Regions from separate parts of the Homo sapiens genome. Here region 2 is linked to region 1. Evidence: chromatin contacts called from ENCODE Hi-C or POLR2A ChIA-PET data. All regions are on one chromosome and are shown on one strand. Each heading gives the region's core, a stretch centred on a gene start or an enhancer-like site at or near the end of the contact. The rest is flanking DNA. Distances are from core to core; before and after follow the strand shown.

What was found. Hi-C counts contacts between places; a loop is a spot of excess contacts on that map. ChIA-PET counts read pairs that join two places held with the same protein, here RNA polymerase II (POLR2A). Pooled maps may share reads with other maps.
Region 2: POLR2A ChIA-PET joins it to region 1 with 10 read pairs in T-cell. The contact joins two enhancer-like sites. A Hi-C loop is called at or near these places in 4 of 168 maps with a recorded cell type or tissue (CD8-positive, alpha-beta T cell, PC-9, ascending aorta and 1 more), 1 of 37 single-sample maps with no recorded cell type and 8 of 50 pooled maps. POLR2A ChIA-PET finds 5 or more read pairs at or near these places in 15 of 52 experiments (A549, AG04450, B cell and 11 more).

What each region holds. Positions count from the first base shown.
Region 1 is chr15:67,042,580-67,045,849 of GRCh38, forward strand. The region is part of intron 2 of SMAD3-DT (SMAD3 divergent transcript); the gene reads right to left. Among named protein-coding and RNA genes, the nearest start is that of SMAD3-DT, 20 kb to the right of the region's middle. Within about 2 kb of position 1,537, at least 10 of the 41 ENCODE cell types and tissues checked have a DNase peak (open chromatin) inside an H3K27ac peak, as active enhancers do.
Region 2 is chr15:67,088,358-67,091,509 of GRCh38, forward strand. All of the region lies in intron 1 of SMAD3 (SMAD family member 3), which reads left to right. Among named protein-coding and RNA genes, the nearest start is that of SMAD3, 24 kb to the left of the region's middle. RefSeq lists enhancers at 1,131-1,648, 1,649-2,165, 2,732-2,821. Within about 2 kb of position 1,279, at least 9 of the 41 ENCODE cell types and tissues checked have a DNase peak (open chromatin) inside an H3K27ac peak, as active enhancers do.

The DNA of each region.
Region 1 (3,270 bases), core at 287-2,786:
TATTCCAAGCAGCCACCTCTTCCCACCACTGCAAACTGCTCCCCAGAGTACAAAGTACATAGAACCAGTGTTCTCGGGTAGCCTGCAGCACCAGCCACCTACACATCCTTCCTCATCTTTGCACGCAGCTCAGTGCCTCCCGCTTTGCCTGCTATGAGGGGAGAGTGTGCTGGCAAATGCTCAGAAACCCATGGGAGACCTCTAGAAGTTGGCAGGGACCCCTTGAGGGAGCTGGCCCCCTGCAGAGAGCCAGGCCATGGGTTATTAGAACCATCTCAGTGATAATGTGTGACTTCGAATATCAACTAACCTTTGAACTTCAGAGTCTTAATCATGTATCAATGTGGGATAACCATAGGCTCTGTCCCATCCCCTCACTAGGTTATGACAACAGTAACCACAAGTAATAATCACAGTATGTCAAGGTCTGAATCAAATGCTTCCTGCCGTGCACGATCACATGCTATCTTCACAGTGTGATCGAGAAGGAGTTATTATTATCCTTCCTTACAGATAAGGAAGCTGAGGTTCAGAGAGTTGAAAAACTCTACTATGGGAATACAGCTCATGAGTGTTAGAATTCAGGCAGGCTGGCCCCAGCCCTTGTCTCTCTCTCTCTCTCTCTCTCTCTTTTTCCTTTAAGTCAGGGTCTCGCTCTGTCACTCAGGCTGGAGTGCAGTGGTGTGACCTCAGCTCATTGCAGCCTCTATCTCCCAGGCTCAAGTGATCCTCCCACTTCAGCCTCTCAAGTAGCTGGGACTACAGGTGCATACCACCATGCCCAGCTAATTTTTGTATTTTTTGTGGCGATGGGGTTTCACCATGTAGCCCAGGCTAGTCCCAAATCTCTGAGCTCAAGTGATCCATCCACCTGAGGCTCCCAAAGTGCTGGGATTACAGGTGTGAGGCGCCACGCCCTGCCCAGCTACTGTCTCTTAACACTACAGTACTTCATTCAATATATGCCAGAAAAAAAAAATTGAAACTTGCTGAATGGTCAACTGCTATGAAGCATGTTAACATGAAATTGTTACCATATCCAGAGTACTAGAATGCTGTGGAGACAATGTGTGGGAAGAGCAGCCCCAGTATCTGCTAGTTTTCTAACTTCTCAGACATTATCCTTCTCATGTGTAAAATGGGAAAAATAATATCCATCTCACATAGTCATTCTTTTTTTTTTTTTTTTTTTTTTTTAAGACAGAGTTTCGCTCTTGTTGCCCAGGCTGGAGAGCAATGGCGCGATCTCTGCTCACCACAACCTCCACCTCCCAGGTTCAAGGGATTCTCCTTCCTCACCCTCCTGAGTAGCTGGGATTACAGGCATGCACCACCACACCCGGCTAATTTTTGTATTTTTAGTAGAGATGGGGTTTCTCCATGTTGGTCAGGCTGGTCTCGAACTCCCAACCTCAGGTGATCTGCCCACCTCAGCCTCCCAAAGAGCTGGGATTACAGGCGTGAGTCACTGCATCTGGCCTCACACAGTCATTCTGAAGAGTGTAAGCCTAGCACAGGGCCTGGTATAGAGTAAGCACTCAAGAAACACAACTCCTTTCCTCCCTTCGACTCATCAAGAAAGCTGAGCCGAGGGAGCATCCACTTCCCCCAAGCCTCCCAGAACAGGGAATTTCCTCTGCGCATTTAACTTTGAGCAAGGGTATTGGGGTTTGACTCTCCAAAATGGGAAATGATCCACGGCAGTAACCTGGCCAAGCCCTGCTCAGTGGCCTGCCATGATCTGGTCCAGGCCCACGCTGTTGCCCTCCTGCCCACCGAACATTCAGGACTGGAGAGGAGGCTCACCCTGGAGCGGGCTAAGGAAGTGAGGTCATAGCCTGTGACAGCAATTTGGGAGTTGGGAGAGGCCTGCCAGCCCCTGCCAGTTCCTGGACCTTCACAGAGCAGTTGTTTCCTATGGTTCGGCTGGAATTTCAGGCAGGAATGTTGAGCAGACGGCAGTGGGGTAAGTGTAAATTCCAGAGGCTGAGGCAACATTTTGCAGAGGAGTTTTTTTTCCCTGCCAGCCTCTGGCCTCAAGCAAGCCCTTCCTGGGAGTGGGAGGAATTCGTTGGGCTTGGATCGCCTGGGATGCAGCTTCTCCTATGGTGAAGGGGAAATGATGGGTGCACTACTATGAGCCAGGCACTTTACATGGATGTAACCCTTATATGGTCAATGGGATTTAACCTGCAAACTGAAGTCAACATTATTTTCTTTTTCTGTCCTTTTCAGCTTGCTTGCTTTCTTCTTATCCCTAAATAAAATCTCAGGCAGGTCTTGTAGGTTTTCTGGGCCCCTTCAGTTTCCAAGACAGTCTTAACCTTGTTTTTGTTTTTTGTTTTTTTTGTTTTTGAGACAGGGTCTCACTCTGTTCCCCAGGCTGGAGTGCAGTGGTGCAGTCAGAGCTCACTGCAGCCTCCACCTTCTAAGCTCAAGTGATCCCCTGATGTCAGCCTCCCACTACAGGTGCATGCCACCATGCCTGACTATTTATTTATTTATTTATTTATTTATTTATGAGACAGAGTCTCATTCTGTCACCAGGCTGGAGTGCAGTGGCATGACCTCAGCTCACTACAACCTCCACCTCCCGAGTTCAAGCGATTCTCCTGCCTCAGCCTTCCGAGTAGCTGGGACTACAGGCACGCACCACCATGCCCAGCTAATTTTTGTATTTTTAGTAGAGACAGGGTTTCACCACATTGGCCAAGATAGTCTCGATCTCTTGACCTCATGATCCACCTGCCTCGGCCTCCCAAAGTGCTGGGATTACAGGCATGAGCCACCACGCCCGGCCAATTTTTTGTATTTTTTATAGAGACAAAGTCTCACCATGTTGCCCAGGCTGGTCTTGAACTTAAGTGATCCACCTGCCTCAGCCTCCCAAAGTATTGGGATTACAGGTGCGGGCCATGGCACCAGGCACAGTCTCACTTTGGTAAACGGGAACATCTGGGTTGTTTTATATCACAACTCACAACTCCAAGGTGATTTCTCCCTCCCCACATAAGGAACGGTGCTGAATGTAGTGTTTGCCCTGAACTTTGTAATTTTCATTCCCATACATATCTTTTCATTTTGTAAGTTTTTAATCAAAGTATCACTTGCATTAGGTGCACAAATCTTAAATGTACAACTTGATGGATTTTACCAATGAATATGTCTGTCTGTGCAACCACCACTTGGATCAAGCTAGGAAACATGTCCAGAACTCCAGAAAGCTTCCTCAGGAAGTACCAGTTCAGTGTACCACTGGTCTGACCTCTA
Region 2 (3,152 bases), core at 29-2,528, 46 kb after region 1:
CCCACTATAGAAACACTGGGACAGAGAATCCAGCCCAGGCTAGGTGAGAGCATCTGCCAGTGTGAAAACACGTGGAAGCGGGGGAGGCAGGCGAGAAAAGCTGTGGGAGAAAACCTCACAAATGCAGCAAAGCTGCCCAGGGCCCAAGCGGTGGGGCGGTAGCGAGGGAAACACAGTGGTGTTTGGCTGCTGCTTCACACCACTTTTAATTCAGCGCTGCTAGGAAGGCTATTTCAGAATGCTCCCGAGTGGGAGGGGGCAGCTGCTCTAGGGTGGGAAGGGGATGCTAAGGCCGGGTGCGGTGGCTCACGCCTGTAATCCCAGCACTTTGGGAGCCGAGGTGGGCGAATCACGAGGTCAGGAGTTCGAGACCAGCCCGACCAATATGGTGAAACCCTGCCTCTACTAAAAATACAAAAATGAGCCAGGTGTGGTGGCGGGTGCCTGTAGTCCCAGCTACTCAGGAGGCTGAGGCAGGAGAATCACTTGAACCCAGGAGGCAGAGGTTGCAGTGAGCTGAGATCACGCCACTGCACTTGAGCCTGGGCAACAGAGCCAGACTCTGTCTTAAAAAAAAGGGGGTGCTGGAGAGCATGTGGGGTGGATAGGGCTGACTAGAGACCTTTGTCAGGGTGACCTTTCTCCAGAGAGCCCAGTAGGCTCAGAAGGAAGGTCCCTCAGCACCCTGGCCCACACAGTTCCAGGGAGACCCCAAATAAAGCATTTGCACAAACAGTCCTGAGTGGAGCACACCTAGCCGCCTTCTCTTGCAAAGTGGGCCTTTAAAAAAGGGGTGTATGGCTGCTTAGTTCTGAAGAGGCCAGGCTAGGAGACCCCAGAGGGACACCCAGAAATCCCAGATATACCTCCTCCATCTGCTCTGCCTGCCAGATGACCCTTGCTACTTTACTGTTTTTTCTTTGAGCCTCTTGGTGATCTTGAATAGCAGAAAAATGAGCCAAATTTCCTTCAATCTATGCCAGTCTTCGTCCTCAGCCTCCCGGTGGGGTGATGAGTCACACCAGTGGGAAAGTGCACTGTATACTTGGTCATGTGCAGAGCACCTTCCCATTGGTTTATCTTTACAACTGCCCTGGGTGGAGACATGGCAAGGTGGTCCTATCCCTATTTTGCAGGTGATCAGGCACAACTTACAGTTAGCGCAGGAACAGGGACTGAGGCCAGCCCTCAGTTCTTTGACAGAGTTCTTTGTCTACACTGTGTTGCCTCAGAAAAAAATGCCCATGGGGAGTGTGTGTGCGTGGGCATGTGTGCTCTCCTCGTGTCCCTCAGAAAAGAATGAATTCTTTTCCAACTGATGTCACTGGGAAAGGGGGACACCACTACTTTCCTGCGTACTGCACTTTACAGTTTACAAAGCACTTTCCCACACGTCATTTCGTTTCATCTCCCTGACAGTCCCTGGAAGTGGGTGCTAGTCTGGATGAGCAGGCGCAGACTTGGAGAGGCTGAGGGACTTGGCCCAGGGCATATAGCTAGGAAGCGGCCAGGCAGTAAGTGGGTAGCACCACTGCATGTTGGGGGTGGGGAAGCATGAGCTGGATGGAGCATTCGGTGGTCTAACCAGTGGCCAGCAGTAGTGTTGGGGTTTGCTGCCCTCACCTCTGAAGCCACACAGGCTCCTGCTTCCTGAGGTCACCCTCTCCTGGAGGGCTGCCCCCGCATGGGAGTGTGGACAAGTGTGCACGAGGGGGAGGCACACCCAGGCCGAGTGGAACACCACCCTAAGGGGGTGGTGACAGGTGGCACTGGGAGTGGCTGGAGTCGGGGTTCACCTTACTCAGGGTCAGGGCTTCCCATTTTGCAGGACTGAGAGGTGGACTCTGAAGGAATGCAGTGCTTAGAATCTTGGTGCCTCTCCTGGGGTGGTGGGAAGAGCAGGGAGTCTCGAGTCCGATTTTGCCAAAAATCCCAACTTTCCTGCTGAGTAGCTCATGAGACAGGCATTTCACCTCTCTGAACTTCAACTTGGGGGTACTCAGATTTCCTTCAGAGGCTGTGAAAGAGTCCCCTGCCACAAGTTACTCCTCTGTTCAGAAGTGACTTGACTGATCATCTAGCCCAACCCCATCATTGACAGCTGGGGGAAACTGAGCTCCTGAGCGGGGCAGTGACTTGCGCAAGTCATTTGTTGGGAAGAATGGGGCAGGATGATGATGATGTCCACTTCTTGGGGACGATGGGGCAGGGTGGTAAACACTTCTCAATGCTTGCTTATGGGCTCTGATGTGAACCACTCACTATAGGCTGAATCCTGGTTTTCCAAGTGTTTAGAGGCTGAGCTGTTGTCCCCTGGGATTTTGGAAGGTAGACTCACATTTCACTGAAAGCCCTAGATGCTTCTCCTTACTGCAGTTCCCCTCCCCAGCACTCCCATCTCCCTGTTTTCTGGGGATTTAAATCAGCTTTGACTTGGGTCTGAAAGTAACCCGTGACAGCAGTAAGCCTCTCGATCTGTTGTTTGCAGTGTTTCAGCTAAAATATTATAAACAGACCACCAAACTGTGTTTGGTCCAAGGCCAAGCCCCTCCCTCCCTACTTGAACACTTGATTACCTGCTGCAGGGTTGCGTCTTGAGCTCCGAGGAGGAAACTGTTTATTTCAGGGCTGTTAGAGTGCAGTGCAGGAATCCAGGAGAATTTATTGTATTGTTACCATCTGGTTTCATGGAGTCTGTTTCTTTTGATTTTAATTGTGCCCTCTGGAGAGAAAGATCCTCGAAATGGTGGAAAAAGAAGATACCACCTTCCTCCCTGCCCTGCCCATGCCCTGGCACACACATTGCTATGGTGCATGGTGGGCATGGCTGAACCAAGTCCCCTTATTCTTTGAACATCTTTGCGTATTATTCCTGCTCCCCCAGCCGTCTCCAGGCCCCAGTCTCCTCTGGAGGGATTTCCCAGATGGCTTCCAGGCCAGAGCCTGACAGGAGAGATAGGACCTGCCTCCACGGTAACAAATGGCTGAAGGCGGTTTGGGGTGTTGCCAGTAGCCTGCCCTTCCGCAGTGGCTAAGGATCCGGTGTTGCGGTGATACATGATGTGACCTCTTCAACCAGTGAGTCACTCACCCCCAGATAACCACCCGGTACTTTCAGGGGAAACCGTTGTATCATTGTGGCTGTGGCCATG